Regions from separate parts of the Mus musculus genome. Here regions 1 and 3 are each linked to region 2. The links are chromatin loops, found by intact Hi-C in ENCODE. Cell type or tissue: heart. All regions are shown on one strand.

The links. Hi-C counts contacts between places; a loop is a spot of excess contacts. Peaks named below come from ENCODE experiments on the same cell type or tissue, not always from the same donor. Only the 100,000 strongest peaks of a DNase experiment are listed, where the experiment ranks them.
Region 1: it touches region 2 in a loop (2.1-fold over the local background); 6 of 42 quality-filtered maps call a loop at or near these places.
Region 3: a loop joins it to region 2, with 2.2 times the contacts of the local background. A loop is called at or near these places in 2 of 42 quality-filtered maps.

The regions. Positions count from the first base shown.
Region 1 is chr6:56,071,361-56,079,360 of GRCm38, reverse strand. It overlaps Pde1c (phosphodiesterase 1C), which reads left to right. Exons shown (of 19, transcript NM_001159953.1): 18 at 6,986-7,156. The coding sequence ends at 7,155. Among named protein-coding and RNA genes, the nearest start is that of Ppp1r17, 58 kb to the right of the region's middle. In heart, no CTCF peak of the experiment used is centred here; no DNase peak of the experiment used is centred here; H3K27ac peaks cover 407 bases.
Region 2 is chr6:56,358,109-56,366,108 of GRCm38, reverse strand. Pde1c (phosphodiesterase 1C) reads left to right here and starts at 3,717. Exons shown (of 19, transcript NM_001159953.1): 1 at 3,717-4,364. The coding sequence starts at 4,264. In heart, CTCF peaks have their summits at 3,675 and 5,783; DNase peaks (open chromatin) are centred at 3,678, 4,048 and 6,768; H3K4me3 peaks cover 1,846 bases; H3K27ac peaks cover 1,107 bases.
Region 3 is chr6:56,307,409-56,315,408 of GRCm38, reverse strand. The region is part of intron 2 of Pde1c (phosphodiesterase 1C); the gene reads left to right. Among named protein-coding and RNA genes, the nearest start is that of Pde1c, 51 kb to the left of the region's middle. In heart, no CTCF peak of the experiment used is centred here; a DNase peak (open chromatin) is centred at 4,838.

The DNA.
Region 1 (8,000 bases), 290 kb after region 2:
CTCATTTTCTTGAGGTAGTCTTTGGAAAACCAAGATCTTTAAAAATGTCATCATTCTATTGTTTAATATGAAATACAATGTGAAGATTCAAAAATAAAGTGTCACTTTAGACAACTCCATGTAATGTGTGTGGATGAAGAGTAATTTTCTGATTTGGCTAATATTATAAAATTCTGTGTCTACAAAAGTTCAGGATACCTATGAGCCTGGCTTCAGGCTAATGCTTCCACATCTTGGGATGTATATAAGTTGAAATTTTGTAGAGGATACTGCTACTGAATACTCCTGGCAATAACAAATCTGCCAGACAATTCCATATCTTCAACTCGGGAAATGCAGAAAAACTGCTAGGGAAGGAGCACTCCTTTAAATACCAGTGCTGGCTGCTTTTGGACCCGTGGTTCTTTGCATTCTCAGTATTGACTTCTGAAGTGAGTGCTAATTCATCACTAGTACTGAGTTGAGAGGGTGAAACAAGGCTCTCATGTCACATGACTACAGGGCCAAAGCTGAATCTGTCTACCCTCTAAAGACGACAGAGCTGCAAATGCGATTGTGGAGATACAAATCAGGAAGAATCCTGGAGAGATTAAGGTAGGAGTTCCTGCTCTCTGGATTTGTGGTGGTGTAAAGACAGTAGAGGCTCAGTCTGCCCCACAGCTTCTGCTCTATGTGCTTGAACTAAACTTGGACACCACAGCGGTAGGTTTTTTTGCAGCTCTTCATGTGACAGACAGGGGAGGAACCAATAAGGACAATTTCACCTAAGGTCCCAAGCCTGCCTGGCATGGTGACTTGTTTCTACTCCCCCAAACTTGGAACACATGCCAGCATTCTAGCTTGTGGAGAGGAGGGAGGCACCAGAAGAAAACACTTACTTAGGGGACCTCCTTCAGGATCTCTTTGAGCCATACACACAGAAGACATGTGTTTTAAGAAGCATTATTATAGCTGTACGGGGAGTACTGCAGAACTCAGCATATGCCACAGGAGTTATGTAGGTTCAGTGATACTTAAAGGGAATAGTTTTAACTTGGCATTTTAAGCCTGTTATAGCAATTATTAAAACTAAATTTGGTCCAACATACTAATCCATGTACCAGGAAGGGTCTGAAGTCTGTTTGGATGTGACTCAAGGCTTCAGACTTCCTTCATCATAGTTGTGATATACATCTATTAAGCCTCAGTTTCCATACCTGGGTAAGGAGTGGCCCCAGTGCTTCCTTATTGCCAGGTGTGAATGGAGGCATGGACTAAGCTAATTCATATTAAATTCTCAGCGTGTTACCTTGTACAGTTAGTAGACATTATATGTCATTTATCATAATCATATCTGAATTCAACAGCTGTATAAATTTGATGTCTAAACAAATTAAATCTGTTTTCTAGACTAAAGAGTATGTGCATTAGTTTATGAGAAGAGATAGGGGAAGGAAGTGAGGCAGGAGGAGAGGAGAGGAAAGGAAAAGAGAAGAGTGACAGAGAGAGACAGGGGAGAGAGAGAAAAAGAGAGAGGGGGGAAGAAGAAGAAGAAGAGGGAGGAGGAGGAGGAGGAGGGAAGGAAGGAAGGAAGAAGAAAAAGGAAGGAAGAAGGAAGAAAGAAGAAGAAGAAGAAGAAGAAGAAGAAGAAGAAGAAGAAGAAGAAGAAGAAGAAGAAGAAGAAGAAGAAGAAGAAGAAGGAGAAGAAGGAGAAGAAGGAGAAGAAGAAGAAGAAGAAGAAGAAGAAGAAGAAGAAGAAGAAGAAGAAGAAGAAGAAGAAGAAGAGGAGAAGAAAGCTATGGGCATTATTTGGGAGGAAGGAATTGTAGTATTTATGAAAATAATGAGGGCTAAATGAGAGTTGATGCTCCTGAAAGAGTGTTGATTTATGAAAATCAAAGATTATGTGTAATTTTAAAATAAACAATAATAGGTAATGATGTATAGTTTCTGTTTTAAGTTTGTCTTTTTCTGATTGTGTTCAAAAGTGACCTCTAAATAAACACTGTGTGCAGGTGTGTAAGCCGGAGTCAAAATCTACATCAGCTGATACTATCATTTTGTGCAAGTCATCTGCCATAAGAGGATATATTTCTTATTTCAGTGTCCACTAGTGGAAGACGTGTTAACCATGCAGATAAAACACATGGAAAGTAGGGTTCTGTTCCCTATTTGGTTCTTCTTTGCCCAGAGAAGGAGACTGTACTATTGGGTTCAGCTGTAGTGAATGGCAGTTACTGAAAGGAAGAGGATCGGGTCCCTTCTAAGACCCCAGAAACATTCCAATGATGAATAAAATCTTACGCACGCCTTTAATCCCAGCACTCGGGAGGCAGAGGCAGGCAGATTTCTGAGTTCGAGGCCAGCCTGGTCTACAAAATGAGCTTCAGGACAGCCAGGGCTATACAGAGAAACCCTGTCTCAAAAATCCAAAAACAACAAAAAAAAAAACAAAACAAAACAAAAAAACTTACCCTTCAGGAAGACACCTAGAACCCCAGAAGAAAGATCAACACAGCACTCAAGATGGTGCCCCTGTGCCTGCCCTGCTGTCATATCTTGCCATCAAATCTTGATCCCTGCGCAGGAGAAAAGCAAAAAGTACACACAAACAGCATTGGGCACAGCCTCCCCCCTTTCCCCATATTGAGTGGCTGTGACAGCAGGCATGCACGTATTTATAGCTCGGTGGGGAGCTGATCTCTACCAGTAGGTTCAGGCTATTTGCAGCTAGTGGCAAGCAGAGTTTTTGTTCTGACAATCAGAATTCTAGCAAATGGTAAATGTTCCTTCATGCTGTGAAGTGGGAAATTCAATAATACTTTGGCTGAGTTCATGCTGAGTTGTGAAAATAGGATGAATATGAAGAGGGACTGTGACTCAAAAGACATAAATCAGTGATCCCAGGCCTGAGCTTGTGATCTGAGACGCTCAGCCCTCCCTTCTCTATCCTCCTGGGTCACTGCAATGTTTTTATACTTGTTCTAGATGTGTTGGGGGTGGGAATGGTGGCGGCTATAATACTTGTTGACCCTAAACTATGGGATTAAGCATTCTGAGAGCTTAAATGTGACCATTCTAACAATAAACAGGGGAATTTATTCCTGTGTCACAACAGACCCATTTTCTGACAGCCTTCATTGTGTGAAGATATCACCAAGCAGTTTCAGCCTGGGCATTAAGAAGCCTGGGAAGAGCAGCTTATAAGAATGCCTCTTCTTGTAAGTGATGCACAAGTTCTCGGGTAGACCTAGAAAGACTGCCCACCAGGGCAGGGATTTCTGTTCTTTTCCGTTATACCAGCAGCACACAGCATATGTTCTAAGAAACCAATAGGTAAATATTAATCTTAGACTTCAAAAAGTGTGCTGAGCCAGACTTTCTGGGGGTCTAGTGGGAAAACCCCAGGGAACATTGTCTTATCGAATTTTCTCTCTGGTGTATTCCTGTAGAGTTGACAGATGATTCGGTAGAAGAAATGCTCAGTTGTGTTTCTTTTGTAAAATTACAACTCTAACAGTCAATCAAAGCAAATGTTCATATTGCATAGATATAACCATGGCCTGGAGCTGGTTTTGTTTTTTAGATTTTCCTATGCACATGATAATATGCTTTGTGGTGATAAGATTAGGTTAGGGGCTGGAGAGTTAGCTCACAGATTAAGAACACTTGCTGGTCTTACAGAGAACCCAGGTTCAAGTCCCAGCGCCCACATAACAGTCCACAATTGTCTGTAACTACAGTTCTAGAACATCTGATAACCTCTTCTAGTCTGAGGGTACCAGACACGTGTGTGGTGCACAGACACACATGTAGGCAAAACAGTAATACATGATATATAAAGCTTAGAGTCAGAGTTATTGTTCATTATTATGTGATAATAATCACATAAGCCTCTATTTTTGCTAACAAACACTTGTTCAATATTTTCATGATATCACAGTACTGTGTTTTATTAAATAAAAACTGAGAATTTATTTAAATATATTTCTATTTTTTTATTTCTTTAGTGTGTGTGTGTGTGTGCCCACGTGTGTGTGCCATGGCGTAGATGTTGTGCTCAAAAGATAACTTGTTTTAGTCAATTTCCTTCTCCCACTGTGTGAGTTCCAGTGATTGAAGTCAGATCATCTAGCTAGTTAGCTTAGTCATCTTGCTGGCCTGAAACATGACAATTTAATGTATCGCATTTCATAGTTCATTTGTGTCTGAGTGTATGTGATGTATGTGTACGGAGGGTGCTTATCATACGAACATTTGTGGAGGCCAGAGATGTCTTCCTCTATTTCTCCATGTTACTTTTTGAGGCACTGTCTCTCACTGAACCTAGAATTTGCCATTCCTTTTAGACTGAATGTCCAGGGAGACTCTGGGATTGACATGTCTCTGCCCCACCAGAACTGGGGGCCTATACTTGCTTGTCATTGTACCAGGCTTCTCTGTGGCTACTAGGGATCTGAACTTGATTGGGCCTAACGGTTACAGAGATTTGCTCATTGAACCATCTGCCCAGCCCCACATGTAACAAAATATTTGCTGAGAGGGTATTTCTGAGAACTGCTTTAGGTGTTTAATAGAAGTGTCTCTTAGCTCTAAGTCCTTTCAACCCTCTTAGTTAAGTACCATTTCCCTTTGGTCTTTAGGAAAAGCAGGAATGGCCTGCAGAGAGCTGGTGCTTGGGCAATCAGCTGCACCACCTCTGATTCTCCAGGCTTCTCACCTAATTATCATATTTGTTTTGTCCTTACTGACTACATTATTCCTCTCCCCATGTCCATTAACTAAACAGAATTTCAGGAGGAACAATAAGGGTTGTGGGAGAGTAGAACAGACAAGAGAAAACCTAATCAATTCTTCATCTCTTCTCCTCACAGAACTGCCAGTTAAATGTTGGACTCCACCATTCACATCTTCCTGCTTCTCACTTGCCACTCTTTTCTCTGTTCTAGGATCACCCAGGGAAACACACGAGAGCATTGTGTCTCCTTAGCTCCTCTTGGCTCTGCAGCTTCTCAGTCTCTCGGGCTTCTTTGCTTTACTAGTCAGGTGTTTTGTGGTTGTCTACCAGTTGGGGTTATCTTCTTTTTCTTACTGTTAGAATGGGGTTATGTAAGTTTTACTTTCATCACAAAATATTAACTCCTGTCACATAAAACCAAGGATATATGCTCTGTTATGCTATGCTATGTCATGTTTTGTCTCCTGAATGGGGCCATATTGGTCATATTTCTTCACTGTGACTGCTATTTCATCCTTCTTAGGATACACGTTCTTTGGAAGGATATTACCATGTTCAACCCATGCTAAAACTCTTCCTCCTCCTCCTCCTCTCCCTCCTTCCTCTCCCTCCTCTTCCTCTTCTTCTTCCTTCTCCTCCTTTTCTTCTTCTCTCTCTTTCTTTTTTTGGTACTTTTGAGTTTTATGTTTCTATAATGGTATCCAAGTCCACTGTGTATATACTGTGCTTAGTTCTATAGCAAGCTATTGCTATAAGATGTGTTTTTTCTCCCTCATTGGAGAGTGGTATTTGAAATAAATATGCACATATAAGATTAGTTCTCTGCTGCTGTAGCTTTAAAGCCTGCAATTATTCTAGGTCTGATAAAGAAATGCACGTGTGTACACTAAGCTATGTAAGCACTCCTATTTATAAACACTGTTATATGTAGCCATCAATATCTTTGTGATGAATTTGTATTGATTTCACCAAGTCTAATCAATGACCTTTAGATCGTGCTAGCCTCCTCCTTTTGCTTAGCTGCTAACATCTTCGTGGATAGTTTTTGTCATCTGTTCTCATTTTATATACAAGTTTTCAATTTTAGATAATTGTAGAGTAGAATTGGAATTGTTCATCTGCCCCTGTCTGAGAAGCAACTTTAATACCAGAATGCATAGTTTATGTGTAGCTTCCCTGACCCTTTTGCTCTTAGAGCCTGCTTATAAGCAGTTAATCAGGTGGTCCTCTAGCTTCCTGTTCCCTGCAGGCTCATTGTTACTTAAATTTGCAGGGATGTCAGATTTTTTGCAGTGCATTCTGGGATCCTAATAACCTCAATGCCTTTTTAAAAAATTGCATACATTAGAGATCTCTCCTATAAAAGTTTATGAGTTTTGACAAATAGTGTCAGAATCTACTAGTATTACATAAAATGATTTTACTCCCCTGGAATTCCTACTGCTTACCTATTTATTATTTTTTCCTCACTTTAATAATGTTTCAGCCAGTGATCTTTTTATTGTCTCCATAGTTCTGTGGGGTTCTTTCCCCCTTCAAGCTTATCCTGTAAGTACAATCACATAGTATGACTAACTTTGCAGACTGGTTTCTTTCTCTTAGCAACGTGTATTTAAGATGTGTCTACATGTTCATATGGCTTGATCACTCATTTATTTTTATCAATTTTATCAAATATTGCTTTTTTATTTGTAATTCTTCAGTGTACACATTTGTCCTGTGCTTATTTGATATATGTCTCTTCTGTAGCTAGGAGTTTATTCATTTTGCCACTGAATTGTTTCCTTCCACTGAATTTTAAGAGTTCTTTGTACATATTGGATATTAGATCTTTATAGATATCTTGCAAATATTTTCTTGGTGGTGTGCTTGTAGTTAGTACTTTGGGAGTATGTGGCATTTCTCTAGTCCCCAAAGCTTACACACAGTGCTAAATGTTGTGAGCAATGGATATGTCACTGCTCACCATGGTCACCTTGCTTGGTGATCCCGGCATTCCCACACCTTTTCATAAGTTCACCCATTCATTGCCATGTAAATGTTATATACAGCTACCACTGCCCATCTCTAGCAGTTTGTCTTTATTGAGTTTAAAGTTAATAACTAAGTTATATTGTGCTTATTCAATCAGTTTAGAAATTTAATCTTATTCATTTTTTTGGCTTGGAGGAGACATACAAGTCAAAGAGGAACACAACGGCCATGTCTCTGTCCAGTCAAGTCTCTCTGAAGCTAATGGTTCTCTGTCTTCCTTTCCATGCTCTCCAGTCATCAAGCCTCCTTTGCGTCACTTTAAGCGTCCTGCTTATGCATCTAGCTCCTATGCACCTTCCGTCCCGAAGAAAACTGATGATCATCCTGTAAGATACAAGATGCTGGATCAGCGGATCAAGATGAAAAAGATCCAGAACATCTCTCATCACTGGAACAAAAAATAGGGCAAGTATAAGAACAGAGAGAGTGTCCCTTAGCACCTACCAGATGCACCAGGACACACCTCTTACAGCTTACACTACTGTGGCTGACCCTGAGAGTCAAAGTGAAATCTGCCTGAGATTCCCCTCGGTCATTCTCTTATAGATCACCAGTCACTACATTTGGAGTCAATAAAGACTCCAGCAAAAAGCTAGTAAATGCTAGGCTTACTTGATTTTACTGTGTAGGCCTTTAAAAGCGGTAAGTTGCCCCCAAATTAAAAATGATGTATCTTATCCTGAAAAATTAAATTCTTCCCACTGACCTGTTTTTTCATCCCCAAGAGATGATTTACCCTTACACGAACACTGCCTCAATAGCCATCAGGGATAGGAAATGTACGTCTAAAAATAACTTTTCCCATTAAAATGATGTTATTTTGTGAAATTAAAATATGATTACACCATTTTCCCCTTTATTTTCCCTTCTTCCAAACCCTTGCATACACACTTGTTCTCTCTCAAAAGCATGACTTTTTGTTTTTTATATATTATATTATATATCGCATATATATATATATATATATATATATATTACTAAATATAATTATAATCTGCTCAGTCCCTGTGTTACTTGTATGTGTGTGTTTCAGAGAAGACTATTTGGTGTTGGACAATCAGTTGATGTGGTTTTTCCTGGGGAAAAAAACTAATTTTCTCCCACTCTCAGCATTCCTTAATTGATTATACTTCTTTGTCTAGGGTTGCAACCCCATAAGATTTCTCTGCTTCATGTTAGCATGTCTGCTAGTGTTGTCCAATTTTAAACTCACTGATTTAAAATTTAAAATACTTACTCAAAATTCAAG
Region 2 (8,000 bases):
TAGGCAGTTTTGCTTTTGCTTTCATTTTATATAAACATACAGAATTTTGTTTCTGTGTGAAATCTGTCATCCACGGATGAGATACAAGATGGCATTTGTTTTTGTGAGTTTTACTTAATACATTTATTATGACAATCTCCAATTACTATATCCATTTTCCTGCAGATAACATTCTATTATGTGTATACATACCTCATATTTTCGTCATTTATGCCTCTGTGGATGGACCCCCTAGGTCAGTCCTATACTTAGCTCTTATGGAGTTGTAACTGTTTTTTTGCTATTTTGTGGGTTCTTCTTTCTTCCACTCTTTCCACCCCCCTTTTTTCTATTCTTTCAACCCCCTAAAACTAGATAGGACAGAAAAAGGGATAGAGGGGAAAGGGACAACATTATCATTAGACTTGTTCCTCCTGATTAGGGCTGTTGAGTCCGTTGGGGAAAGTTTGATCTTTGCCTTCAGGATATCTAGTTTCTTCTTTTGCTGTTCCTTCTTTGCACATGACTACTTAACAAACTCAGACCAACAGCAACCAACCAACAACCAAGAACCCACACTGTCCCTTAGGGCTCTAGCATTTATACACCCTCTAAAAAGTACTTAGAATTCCAAATGTCACACAATCACAGAAACTATCTGCTGCTGGCAAAATCATGCCCCTGCTAGAGCACAAGGCAAATCATAGTCAGCTGCTGTGGACAATCTGAAGTAGCACCATATCCCCACATCTGGGATTAAAAGAGCCATATTCTTATATTACTTCTGTGTTTTTTAAAGAAACCAAGATGCCAAAATTGTCACTACAGATAGTGCTGCAGTAAAAAGATGTACAAATATCCATGTGAATTGTTGACTTGAGGCAGCAGAGTCATGAAGTTCTTCCTTTGAGGGACCTCCATACTGGTTTCCAAAATGACTGTCTATTAGGGTTGTTTTTCCTCTCTTTCCTGACATCCTTTGTTTTTATTTATTTTCTTAACGACTGCCATTCCATCAGTGGTGAAACGGAATCTCAGTGTGGCTTTAATTTTATATGGAAGTATGTTTTGATGAGGATATGAACAAACCTGTGATAAGCTTAGCAAACCACTTGGCATTGGTAGTTCCCAGTGGCTGATGGGTGCTGTGTTCATGGTTATAAAATCCCAGAGAGGAAGGGATCTGGGAGGTCATTCTCATATGCCTACAAAAGCTTGGGTTCTCACCTGACTAATATGCATCAAAGTTCTCTTTGAACCCTGAAACAAAACAGTTTGGTAGCTTTCTAATATATTATGGTGCTATGTACTGTTAGGGCAAATGCTTGCAAGTATTTAGGCTGTGTTACTGCTTAAATACTGGGGAAAGTGCTTTAAATTGTTGACTGTCTGCACATATATGGATAGGTATGCATGTATGTGTATGATATATATATATATATATATATATATATATATATATGCCTGAGTATGTGTATTTTTAAGTATTTGCCTACATGAGACTTTTCTAGAATTCAACTTTAAAAAACTGACTTAGTAATTAACAACAGAAATTAACCTCCAATATACAGTTGTGAGCAGCATTATGGCTTCCAAAGCTTGCTTCTGAGTCAGTCTGTATCTGTTTATTTCCTTCCTCCCAAAGAGAATGTCACCAGAAATTGTGATTCACAACATTGCTGCAGGTATCTAGCATTCTGCATCTGCATCAGCTAAAGGGAAAAGAACAGAGCAACAGAAAGCATGAACTTGTCAAGTGAAACAGATTTCTGACTGTGGGTTAGAGAACTCTTGATTAGAAGGAAGAAAGGATGCCTAAGCTCCTTTATGGTACTCTGGCTTCATTTCTCACAGAACTGGTATGTCAGGTCAAGAGCTGAGAGATGAGAGGCCGAGTGAACAGAATCCCTGAGAAGTTAGGACTCTTTGATCCCAGAAGGAAGAGTGGCTTCATCTTCATGGTTTGAAGTTAAGGAATACATTGGAATTCCTTATTAAATAGATGCTATTTGAAATATCCTATTTAAAAAAAACTTTGAAAATCATCTTTGACACTTTGAAATTATCTTCCAGGAGACTTCTAGTTTCAGAAATCATGACTGGTCTAAAATAAGGCAAATTTATGTATTTTATCAACTTTCTAATATAACGGTAGTTTCAAAAATATCTAATGTGACACTAAATCTTGACTTCAAAGATTCTCAGTAAGTTTTCTTATCTTTTCTCTCATCTGCTAGATTGTAATGAAAGCATGTTTGTTTTCCTTCTAACATGGGCTTATTTGACCTAATCAAATCCAGTAATATCTGCCTTCCTTTCCCCAAATCTCTCTACATGATTTCAAAGAATTGTATGGGTGGAAGAGACAGGAAACTTTTTTGCTTATATTTGTCACTTTGGACATGCAGACAATGTGATCTTGCGATGGGGACACTTTTCTGAGGCCAGAATAATGGTGCTCAACTCCAGTTCTGGTTGTTCCTGGTTTGGTTCTCGTTCTTGCAGGTAACTTCCTGCTATTCCCATTTCCTTGTTGAAAAGCGGTGATAATATCAGACTCACAGACTGTTGTGTGAGCAGAGAACTGTTAGCACAGTGTTCGGACCAGAGAAAGGTTCCTGTACTTGGCACAGTGCTTGTTATCCGAATGATTATTACATGTCTGAATTTGGTCAGCAGGTCCTCACTCAGGGCACACATGCACGCTAATGGAAATACCATAGTTTCAGCCCACACTTCTGTCTTCTAGCCCCCAGACAAGTTGGCAAACTATTTCCCTTTTTGGCATACCATTTCCCAAGTCACTGTTATCAGCTGGGTGAATGTGAATAAGTAATTATATTATTCAGGTAAATGCCCTCCACACTAATATATAGCAGCTGTTTAATATTACCTTTGCCTAGTAGCAATGCTTTAATTCAGTGGAGGTGTACTTTATGCCTTTATGTACCTTTAAGGATGGATGAATAGACTGACTTTTGAATCTGTGACAAATGAGGGCGACTTTTTTTCTGATCCACCTAGGTATCTTTGCTAGAGTATATGGCCAATTACTGGGAAATGATTGCTAATTACCCAATTCATTGAGCAAGTGAAAGGTATATACCCTTGTTTTATTCCTTTGCCAAATCATATGAATGGAACTTGACTTGACCAATGAAAAGTTGTTCTTGTCTTTAAGTTGATCCCTAACCCTAGATGCTTTCCTCTTTCCAACCTGGTCCCGTTCTGCTGGGCAATTATGTTATTGACATTGTGCATGACCAAGGGGACCATCTAGCAGGGTGGTGCAGCTGTGTGGAGCTGACAGACTGCCAAAGTCAACAGCTGCGTAGCCAGCGCACAGCGGAGCCGCCTAGAAGGCTTGTAGCATTATTTGAAGAAACTCTTTTGTTGTAATATCTGTTTTTGAAAGGGGGGGGAGAGAGAGAGAGGGAGGGAGGGAGGGAGGGAGGGAGAGAGAGAGAGAGAGAGAGAGAGAGAGAGAGAGAGAGAATGAGAATCAATTTTATTAGTAAGAAAACACCAGGGCTTTGTGCTGGGAAGCCCCAGATTTCCCTTCCTTGGGGCGCGGAGCCCTGTTCTTTATGCAGTGCGGGCAGCCATCATTGTAGGGCATAGGGCTGGGTGGCCAAGGGCTGCCTGTGGGGGCAGGTGTGGTACTCCTGCCCTGCTGACAGTGTTATCCCCTCCCTCCCCACACGGGGTGCCAGCCCTGTCACTAGCCCCAAGCCAACAAAAGACTTTTCTCACTTGTCAGTTCTTGCATGTCAGCAGGGCTTGCTGGTAAGTGAGGGGCACTGAGGCGGAGCAGGCAGGGCGCAGGGCGCAGGGCGGAGCTGGGCAGGGGTCTGAGCACCCCGCGGCTCACCCTGCTGCTCAGGCTCATCCTACTCCACCCAGCTCCTCACTTTCTCCCCTCTTTTTACCACTCAGTTCTCCTCTTGCCTCCAAATCCTCTGGGGAGCCGCCGGTAGCTTCTTTGGCTTTGTTTGAAGGGAAAAAGAACAGGAACAGAGTCGAGGCGCTTTCTCCCGGACACAGTCCTTATCCCTGTCCCTGGCAGTAGTAAGCATCATGGCTGGTTTCCACAGCTGCCTCCAGCGCGCACCTGGGGCCGGAGTCCCCTGTGATCCTTGCAGGCTCTGAGCCATCTCTGGGGACGCTGCAGGGGAAGTGACAAAGTGACTGAAAGACTCACTGGGCTGGACCCAGCAAGGAGAGGAGGCTGGGAAGGGACTACACAAACTCTCTCCACCTCACCCTCAGTGAGAACCTGCAGCTATGGAGTCTCCAACCAAGGAAATTGAAGAATTCGAGAGCAACTCTCTGAAACACCTGCAACCTGAGCAGATCGAGAAAATCTGGCTTCGGCTCCGCGGGCTGTAAGTACACCTCCCTACTCCCTGACTCCCTTGCCCTCTTTCCCTCTCTCGTCCCTATTTTACTGCGCATCCACAGTCACCATTCCTTACCCCTCACTGCAAGCCCTTTGAACTCAGTGGTAGAAGTTCCACAACTGTCTCTGTAAACTACAGTCTAGGCTCCTACCTTCTAACGCAGCAGCAGAAAGGGCGGCTTTTCTGTCCTGATGCTTTGCTCTTTACAAGTCTTGTTTTATTTGAGAAGGGGCCGGGCATACCCTCCTGAATACACACTTGTGATGCAAGTAGCAAGGAGGTGTTTCCGGTCCGTTTGCCCAGGGAGAGAAGTTTGGTGAGGGACTTTTAACTAGAAATTTTCTTTGTAAACTGTTTGCAAGCATGTTGGTAGATCATCCAGTGACTTAGTAACTGTTCAGATTCAGATAGACACTTTTGCTGATAATTCTGTCTGCCTACTCTCTAGCTCGGTTCAGGTCCTGATATTTTCTTAGGACTCTTCCTGGCAGGTTTTGCTTAGAGAAGGGTGGGCTGTTTTTAGAGAAAGTGCACATCAGATACACACGGGAACAGCACAAATGGTGATACAGAGAGAGCTCTGAACTTGAGTCACTTCACCTCGTTCTTTCTGGTTTAGTTGCTGAGGACTGAGGTGACTTCAGAGTATATTTTCCTTTATTACACATTCACGACCAGTGATTCCTTGTCAGCTGACACACAGCTCCCATTGATGCTGCTCACAGCAAGTAGGTGATTATTGTGTCAGATATTCGACTTCAGCGATCTACTGTAATTTTGAAAACCCTTTGCAGGTTTTCTGAACTTACAAGGATGGTGAGAGAGAAATAGCTCCTTGCTATGCGTCTGCCATCAGTGCTTTTGAAAGCATTGCATACATATCCAAGAAGCAAAGCCAAATAAATCAAGAAGGTGCTGATCTGATCTGACCTCATCTTAGGGAAGATCACATCCTGGCAGGATATTTAGAATTACTAAGGGAAGACGCTAAAGTTGTGTTCATTTCTTTCAGGGTCCCTATTCAGGGGTATACTTTATAAAAAGCATTCCATCTAGAATGGAAGAAGCCCATTGCCATTGATTTTGTAGGACGCCTTGCCAAGGAATTTGCTTTTTTGACTTGTATAGCTAATGTAAGTGGAGACTGTAAACTTACTTGGAAAACTGGTCCCTGGCTGGCAGGCTCTCTGGCCAGCTTATGCGGCTTATGTGGAAGCTCTTTTCAGAGATGTGTTTACAGGAAGCTCATGTACAGTGTCCTGAGCGATAGATAATCTTGTCATACTGTGCCACACACAGAACGTTTGTTAGGTCCACAAAACTTAGGGCCGAGGTGTGCACTGTGAAAGCAGAGTTAGGCTGGTGTTCTTGCCTTTCCAGCCAGAGGGACACATGGCTACAATCTCCGGAACTGTTTCTCTAGAGGTTTTACAAGCTAAAGCCATTCCACAAAGCTACTGAGGCTAGAAACAGCTTTTGGTTAGCTCAGCATAGCTCAGGTGGGAACTCATGTGAGAAGCATTTAGCTTTACACCACACGGTCTTGGTCTTGCAGCTTTCTCAGTTTCCTATGTGAGAGCTTTCACTCCTCAGCGTGCTGCAGTGTGATGTGTGATATATCCACAGTTGGATCTTCTCTAGTCTTTCACATCTTTCCAGACCTCGGGGGTGCCTTCAAATGTGTCAATTGGTTCTTTACCCAGTGTGCCTTTTCTAATTCCTCTTCCCACCTTTCCTGAGGAGACCCTTTTGCTCAATAGCCACGCTCTGACCGCTTTAGTTCCACTTTATAATTTAAAAGGTATTTGTTACTGCAATGTAAATTTTTTTACCACTGTGCTGATTCTACTATCATTTGTCTTACCACATTTATTTTCTTACTTACATAGTCATTTATTTGTTTCAACACAGTAGCAGTTCTAACACTCTGGCAACAAAAGCATATACATTTCTACAATTCAGGATAATACCTTACATTCTACACCATGGAAATTCCTGGGATACTCGTGTGTGTGTGTGTGTGTGTGTGTGTGTGTGTGTGTGTTTGTCTACACAACAGACTGTCAGAAAGAGAAAGGAAGCTGCTTTTTCAACATTTTAAAAGAGGCAGTGGCCGTAGTTGGATTTTCACACTAATTTATTACCATGACACTCTTACAGACAGAACACAGGTGGTCAGAGATTTAGTTCAACTGGTCTGAGAGCTATGTGAGTTCTGGATTATCTAGTACTCTCTCATGTTGGCACATGTACTTCCTCTGTAGGAGTGGATATGAAATTTTAACGTGCCACTCCAAGTCACCTTGTTGATAAAGGCTCTGCTAATGGGAAGTGTAGTATATCTTCATGCCGTGATGATATGAGAGACCTCGTGGCTGCTTGAGTTTGAGCAAGTGAGTCATGACCAGTGGCTTGGGCTCTGACCAAGAGTTTTTCTGCTGTCAAATGGCCACACAATGACAAGAAGGTGTCCCTGTGCTGCACTTTGTTTTAACTGAGTGTAACAGGACACATTTCACTTATTCTTTGGCACTTGCTATCATAATCACAATGTTTTAACCTCTCTTTCATTCATCTTGCCCAACTATGAGGCAGTATCATAAATTTTACGGTTATGCAATGCCTTATATTTCTTGCATTACTTAAAGTAACACACACACACACACACACACACACACACACACACACACAGAGAAAGAGAGAGAGAGAGAGAGAGAGAGAGAGAGAGAGAGAGAGAGAGAGAGGTAAGTGGCTCCTCTGTTGGTAGACGAGGGAAAATATTGCTTTTGTCTTTCCAGCACAGTTTTCTACTGTCTTCCTATAGTAAAAGGCATTGTTTCCCACTCTGCCTCCTAAACTCCATCAAAGGGTCAGGCTCCTGTAGCATAAGTTGTGAATCCTAGGATCTTATGTCCCTAAGGTCAGTGGGTCTCAATAAACATGGATCTCAAACAGGGACATGGAGTCCCTAGCTGGCATTCTGTGTCGGCCCTAGAGTTTGATAACTGTTCCCTTCTGGACTTTCCTGGTGACTACCATGATTCATTTCCTGTTATCTTAATGAGAAGAATTGTCTTATGCTAGAAAACAATAAGCCAACCTTCAGGGAGAAGCAGGAATGGAAAGGTAGGGTGGGGATCCCTGGATCTGTTGCCATAGCTGTTTTCCGAGGCTGTTGGCTGACCCAGCTGCATGGAACAGTTAGGTTCTGTTTTGCTTAGGTTGTTTTGATGCTGCTTTTTCTAAAAAAGGTCTGTTTTTATTTATTTATTTTTAAATTTTATTTTATTAGATATTTTCTTTATTTACATTTCAAATGCTATCCCGAAAGTTCCCCATACCCTCCCCCTACCCTGCTCCCCTACCCACCCACTCCCACTTCTTGGCCCTGGCGGTCCCCTGTACTAGGACATATAAAGTTTGCAAGACCAAGGGGCCTCTTTTCCCAATGATGGCCGGCTAGGCCATCTTCTGCTACATATGCAGCTAGAGACATGAGCTCAGGGGGTACTGGTTAGTTCATATTCTTGTTCCACCTATAGGGTTGCAGACCCCTTCAGCTCCTTGGGTACTTTCTCTAGAAATGTCTAAACTCTAAATGAGTCTAAAATGTCTAAAAAA
Region 3 (8,000 bases), 51 kb after region 2:
GGTATGTAATATTTATTGATGTTGCTATCAGAAGCTGGAGTACATGCCTTGCTATCCTCTTCAAGTTTTTAAAGCTTCTGTAGATTAATCTGAGTTATTCTAATGGGCTCTGACTTTGTAAGTGACTTGGATTTTCTCTTTTGCAGCTTTTGTACCTATTCTTATTGTGTGTTTTTAATATGTTAACTATAATATTTTGTTAAGATTTTCTTTTTTTATTTGAAGTTCTGTAGCATCTTGTACCTAGATAGACAATTCTTCTTCTATGTGTGGGGCATAAAAGAATATCTTCATTCCTTGGTTATGGTATTCTTTGTTTATTACCATAATCTAAAGACTAAGTCTTTGTCTTATGCCTACTATAGCTTCAGTGAAACACCAAGACTGAAATCAAGTGGAAGATGAAAGGGTTTTAACTTATATTCCTACAGACCACCTGCTCAGAGATAGCACCAGCTATTATGGGCTGTACCCTTCTTCATCAATCACTAATTGGGAAAATGCCCTACAGCCAATTATTATGGAGGCATATATTCTATTGAGGTCCCCTCCTTTCAGATGATTCTAGCTCATGTTGAGTTAACATATTAGCTAGCCAGCAAAGTGCTGTTCCAAAACTACCACATATTCTATTTACATGAAAGAAAAAAATCCTGCTGATTGACGTTTCCGGAATGGGAAAATCCTCTATTTGTCTTCTATCCCTAAATCTCTGGGGTGATTCTGTTGGTTTGTTTTGGGCAGGATCCATTTTGTTGATGAGGTTTTAATTGTCCTACTGACTTTTTCATTTCTATTTGGGTTTTCATTAAAAATTCAAAGTCCGTTTTTATATATTGGATTCACTCCAATTTTATTTTTCTCTCTGATTTTATCTACTTTGAGTTTTTGGTCATAGTTATAATCATCTTTTTGTACTTTTTATCTTGAAGTTCTTCTAAATCAAATTTTACTAGAGGATATTACTATAGGATTTGTGGTTTAGGAAGCAGATCTATTATTTTGCTGTTGGTTTTTTTTAAAGCATTGTTTTCTTTTCTGCATTGGTATTTTCACATCTAGAATAATTAGTTTTTCCATTGAGGTTTACTTTATTTTTTTACTAAAAATCACTTTTGATTATTTATTTATTTATTTGGCAACATGTCTCTTTACCATTTGGAAAGGGCCTAATTCACAGCAAGTTTGTATTTGGAGCTACAGGCCCCATCTAAACTTTTCATCCTTTTCAGTTACAGTCTAGTGACTTAAGTGGCTTAGTTAAGGAGCTTGGAATAAATTTTTTTCTAGTAGTGTGCACTGGTTCTTGGATCTAAGTATTAGAGCCCAGCAAAGACCTGGTGAACCACAAATGGAGAGATTAGCCTGAGTCTCCCAGGAGAGTCCCTTGTAGGAAATAGGAGTGTGAGGGCTAGTGGGAGGTGTTATCAGTATCTAGGAAGCAGCTTTGAAGGTTTGGGGTGATTCAAATGTAGGGGGCTGGGAAAGAAAGCACACACAGGTAGTCTACCTATATCCCTACAGGAGTTGGGCTGGCTGGAGGGTCCCTGGTAGGGAATCTTCTGGGATCTAGTGAGTCCCTGGAAAGCAGCTGTGTGCTTTGGTGTGGCCTGGATAAAAAGGGTCTAGGAAGGATAAATGGAATTACTTTTAAATTTCTAATTCATTATAGTATACAGAAATGGAATTTATTTTAATATAATGATTTCCTATCCTCTATGTATGCTAAAAGGATTGATTAGTTCTAGTAACTTTTTGGGCCATCCGTCTTTCTATATAAAAGTTCATGTTGACTGTAAATAAAACACAGGCTTAGTTCCTCCCGTTCAATATGTATGCCTTTTTGTTTCTTTGTGTTGCATTCATGCAGTGCATACAACCTTCAGAATAATGTGCATCATTCTTCATGCAAAAGAATAGAATCCTTGTCTTACTCTAGAATTTGAGAAGAAAGCAGTTAATCTTAGACTGATAAATCTGATGTCAGCACGTATTTCTCTAAGGAGCAGAGAAATGTGTCTCAGCTTGGGCATGGGCTCTCGGCGTATGCTCAGCTTGGTTGCTTTAGAGCACAGCATGCAGGTCTTCCGCACACGTGTCCTGATTGTTACTTAAGTATTTATTAAAGAAGATTTTGTTGAAGGTGATGTTTGTTTTCTCTTTATGCCGTTCTCTTTTCTTAAGGACTCTGTCCTGGGAATTCTAGTTACCTTAGTCCACTTGAAATGTCCAGCCATCTCCTGAGTAGAAATCTACTTATCTGATTACCCCTCTGTGAGTGAACCAAACCCTGAGATCTTTCTCCAGGCAATATGTTGTGGTATCCACAGTACTTATGTGTTTCAGACACACCCTTCATTATCTGTTCTTAGTGGCCTGATACACAGTGTTTTGAAAAACATAGTTTTATATATTTGGCATGTTTTATGTTAATTTCTTATGAGGTACATCTTGCCATGATTTTCTATTCTGGTCAGCAATGGAGGGGGTAATGTTAGTCCCCATAGCCTCATATTAAGGAGCACCTTGATTCAGAATATATTCATCATTATCTCACTTGGAAGGATTCTTGAAGATATAAAAACAATTTTGGGCTTCTCACTTAATGTCTATGTATATATATACATGTCCATATGTATGTATTTTATGTGAAAAAGGGTTGGAATGTCATTGATACTTTTCAGCAAATTAGCATCTAATTGACACTGTTACACAACTACGGTGTTCTTTTGCTTTACTGTCATGTACACGTGAATCCACAGGCTCAGATCTCAAGTTGTTTTTAGAGCCCAGTCTAAAATTGATAGTCTACAGTATTTTGATACTTTGATTGCAGACATTTAATGATTACTTAAACAACAAATTTCTATCATTTAATCTGAAACATTCTCTGAAACTTTTTATTATATATTTCCCTATTATTTTGATTATTTAATTTCATTATTATGTTTTACTCCTTATGAAATTATTTAAAAGAGAAAATATTTTTTAAAAATAAACAATTAAATTTGGCCTTTTAGCACACAGATATTTATGAGTGTCTGCTCTGAGCCATATACTGTTTTAGATACTATCTCTGCCCCCACCCAACTCCTAACACCTGCCATCCAATTGCTCCATGGATCTCAGTAGAGTTAATTGTTGTTTATGGCATTCAGAATTTTATATTCACTAGTTTTGTTCTTCTGTATGTGCTTGAATATAATCAAATCTATCATGATTACATTTATACTGCTGTGATAACATGCAGCAACCAAGGTAATTTATAAAAGAAAATGCATAATATGGCTTACAGTTTCTGGAGGTCTATGACAGAGAGAAAGAATTGTGAGTGCTCACATCTTGATCCACAACCATAAGACACAAAAAGAACACTGAGAATCATATGAATGTTTTGAAACTTCACAGATCAACCGCAGTGACACACCTCCTTCAACAAGGCTATACTTCTTCATCTTTCTCAAACAGTTCCACCAACTAGCACCAAATATTCAAATACATGAGCCTACAGGAAGCATCCTTCAAACCATCACACCTACTCCCTAGCCCTCATAGACTCATGTCAGTATCATAATGTAAAATACATTTAGTCCAACTTCAACAGTCTATCCAGTCTTCCACAGCATCAACACAGTTTAAAATTCCAAAGTCTCTTCTGAGACTCAAGGCAATCACTTAATTGTGCTTCCTGTAAAATTAAAAAGCAAATTCCATACTTCTAACATGCAATGGCACTTCTAAAAGGGAGGAATAGAGACATAGTGAGAAAATACTGGACCAAAGCAAGACGGAAACCCAACAGGTCAAAGTACAAATGCTCTAGTTCCAAGTCTGATGTCAAAGGGCATAGATGGCTTCACTCTCCCAGCTTTGCTGCCTGCAACCTACTTTTTTCTCGTAGGCTAGAAAATGTCGTATACAACTAGCATGTCCAATATTTTGGGGTCTCCAACATAATCAGGCTTCACTTACACAACTTTACACATTGGTCTCTCAAGGCCTCAGTGACTCTTAATTGTATCCTCCTCATTAAAGGATAAAAGCAGTAGCTCCTGGACAATGCCACCAAGTTTGGTTGCTCGGTTGGGGGACAGTCTGGCCTTCTACATTTGCAGAAGCTTTCCTTTGTTGGTGGTTTTTAGGAACGGAGAATTCCTCAGGCCTTTCCTTTTGTCCAGTTGGAGAGTTGGAGGTTTTGCTGGGTGGGGTCTTGTCCTGAGGGCATTGCTCCTTTTTTTTTTTTTTTTTTTTCCATTTCAGATCAAGTCCTACTTTCATCTTCTTATCTTTCAGCACAAGACTTTCCTCAGGTCAATTTCCTGGTGTTGCTTTTCCCTTTAAGGTGTATATTTTGCATTTCTTTCAGTAGTCTCCCTTACTCTCTTTCCTTGTAGACCTGCATCAGAGTGATTATTAGTAACCACGTGACAAAATTCTATATTGGGATATCCTGAAATTTCCTGAGTCAGCTCCTATAGGGGAATCATTCTCATTCAAACCACCATAAGTCACAGAAGAAATGGGCCAAGGAGCAACAAAGAAAGCTGAAAGGAGAGAAAGGGAGGCTACTCTCTTCCTGCAGTACTGTCTGGACAATGAGCTCCTGGTATTTTTGTTTTACTGAGGCATTATAGCTGATGAGAGACAGAATAAAGGTGATCTGTGGTGTCCCACTCTGTTTGGGGATTCTATACACCACTTTCTCTTCCTTTGTCATCTTTGTTGGTCACAAATTCACCCACTGAGCATCAATTATGTTCCCTTTCTTGGCTTAGCTTACTCATTTATGGAATTTTATCTCCTGTGGTGCCTATGAATAGGACAACACTACTCCAACATTGCCCTTTATCATCTTCAAGAAGATGGTACCAATTTATCATGTACTACCAGTACCAAGTGTAAGTGACAGGTCTGGCACAGGAACTCTGCCTGGGCATAGAGCTTTTGGCCCAGGCATACTGGTACTGTATGAAGAATCTGGGATCCAAGCCATGGCTTATATCCCAAGTAAACCCTAATACTATAGAAACATTTATTTCCCTTCATTCTTTGCATTGTGTGGGGAGAGAGAAGGTATTGTGTTTTGGGATGAATTGAGCCTATTTTTTCAAAGTGACTGGACAGTACGGATCACAATAATTTCGCCAGAGAATGTTATTCCAGAAAGTGAAGCTTTTTCCCACAATGAATGTGATGGGAAAGAAGGAAGGTAATTTGAGGCAAAGAAGTCAAGATCTACAAAAGTTTGAAAAGTTATTTCTTAGGAGATTTTATTTTCCCATTTCATAATGAAACTCTTGTGACCTTTCTTACATGACTGGCTTTGGCCAGAATTATTGAAATCAGGAAAGGGACTATGGATCTGTTATTGATCTACAAAAAGAAAATGCACCTTCTGTGTTGATTAAAAATAAAAGACAACAGTGTTAAATAAACAACTAATAGCATTTAAAAGAAGTGTCTCAAAATTAAAACAGGTGATAAGGAGAAGGCTCAGTTGGTATAGTGCTTGCTGCATGTTCTGGTGAGTTCTATGTCAAATTCATACAAACTAGAGGTATATGAAAGAAGGGAATCTCAATTGAGAAAAAAAAATTGCTTCCACAAGATTGGACCTGGGTTCTATAAGAAAGCAGGCTGAGCAAGCCTTGGTGGAAAAGCTAGTAACCAGTACTCCTCTATGACCTCTGCATTAGCACCTGCCTCCAGATTCCTGACCTGTTTGGGTTCCTGTCCTGACCTCCTTAAATGATGGTCTACAATATGGAAGTGTAAGCTAAGTAAACCCTTCCCTCCCCTACTTGCTTTTGGTTATGGTGTTCTAGCACAGCAGTAGAAGCCCTAACAAAGACATTGCACAAACACGAGCACCCAGATTTGGTCCCTAGCACTCACATTAACAAACAAATTAAAAAGAACCCAAAACATGTATGCTACTATGTGCTGTAACTACAGGCCTGGGCGGTAGAGGCAGGAAGATCCCTCTTGCTGACTATCTAGCCTTGTTTAATCAGTGAGCTGCTTGTTAACTAATGAGATATCATGTCTTAAAACAAATGAATAAAAAACAGTAGATGACTCTTGAAGAATGACACCTGAGGTTGACCTCTGGTCTTCAAGACAATATGCACACAGAATCATAAATTTTGCATATATTATGCAGTCTCTTCAGTATCTACTGAAAAGAATCTAATTTGAATCAGGTTTAAACATTTCAAGATGTTCGTAGGCACCAATTTGTATTATGGGGAAAGAGATAATCAAATTCAGGTACTGAACTGGTAGAAGTCTTTTTAGTATGACCACATTAAAAATCTCAAATCTGTAATCTCCTGAACTTTGATTTTATGCTTAGAGGTGCCTTGTTCTATACCTGTTAGACACACAGTCACTAGTGTGACTGAGGAATCCCTTCTTTCACACACATGTGAAAAGAAACATGAAAGGGGAGTAGCTGGAGTGGAAGTCCACATTGAAGCCCACTGACTGAAATGCACTTGGTGTCTTGGACTCCTGACGTCTCTGTTCAATGGTGAAGATTAAATAATACAGTTTTTTTTTTTTTTAAAAAAAAGGACTTTGTGGTACTTGATAAAAAATAAAAAGGGTGAGACAGACACAAGATGACAGCTCAGAAGCCAAGGATTTTGATGAATGGCTCTCATTCTGTGGTCCTAAACTCAAGTGTTATAGAAATACCCTGAAGCCTATTAAGTATTATGGATAAGAAGACACTGGTCAAAGTGATGGATTGTAAGATATTGACTATGAGCCCAGGGAAGTGGAGTTTTATACATTTTGATGTTCCAGTGGAGCTGAAAACATGGTGTGTATCAAATAACTGTTGACTAATGAAATAAAGACACTTACCTCTCTCTTCTGAGGCATTTAGAATTGTTCTCTGTGTATATTGAGGAATATCCTCCCTTTAATATTAAACGAGAATTGACTTATTGTATATATTTAGACCCTTTCTGTGACATACTTGCATTAGGATAAGAAATGGAAAAGATGATTTATTGATCTATGAATTAGTAACTTTCTGATAATCAGTAAGCAGAGTGGGCTGAAATATGGCCTATGCTCAGATGAGTGTACCTAGACTCAGCATCTTACTATAGCTTATTCTGCTCCCGCCTAACCCAGTCCCTTCTATTAGCCAGATTTCCTTGCTATGCTGATGTCCCAAATGACTCAGCTCTATATTTAGCAGTAATAAAAACATTCTTTCCTTCCTAGTATGCATGGAAGGGAAAAATGCCTGATCACCCTGACCAGGTCTGTGTTGGGCATGGCGCTGGAAGTGGGGTCTTCCCCAGGGAAGTGATTTGAGAATGAGAGAGATGAGAGTTCCATCCTGAACCTCTTAGCTGCCTTCGGAGTTCATACTTCCTCATGTAAAATTTGGAACTGAGATATTGACCTTTACTGAGACAATGAACATTCTAAACACTATTTTTTGTTTGTTTGTTTTTTTGTTCTTTTTTGGTTTTTTGAGACAGGGTTTCTCTGTGTAGCCCTGGCTGTCCTGGAACTCACTCTGTAGACCAGGCTGACCTGGAACTCAGAAATCCGCCTGCCTCTGCCTCCCCAGTGCTGGGATTAAAGGTGTGCGCCACCACGCCCGGCTAACACTATTATTTTTTAAATATTTATTTATTTGTTTGTCTATTTATATGGTTATTTTGTCTGATTTTTTTTTTGGTGGTTTGTGGTATAGATACTGATATATCCCATGCATGCCTGAAGCTTTCAGAGGCCAGAAGATGACCTCCAATCTCAGGAACTCAAGTTACAGAGATATCATATGGGTGCTAGGAATCAAACCCAGGTCCTCTTGGGGGAATAGCCAGTGCTTTTAACCATCAAGCCATATTGTAGTCTCTAAACTAAAGATCTTTTAATGCTAATTTATTTTTAGGTATATTTGATTTTCTTATCTAATAGTGTGTGTGTGGGTGTGCGCGCGCGGGTGTGTTGTAGGCTAGGGTCTTGTGCAT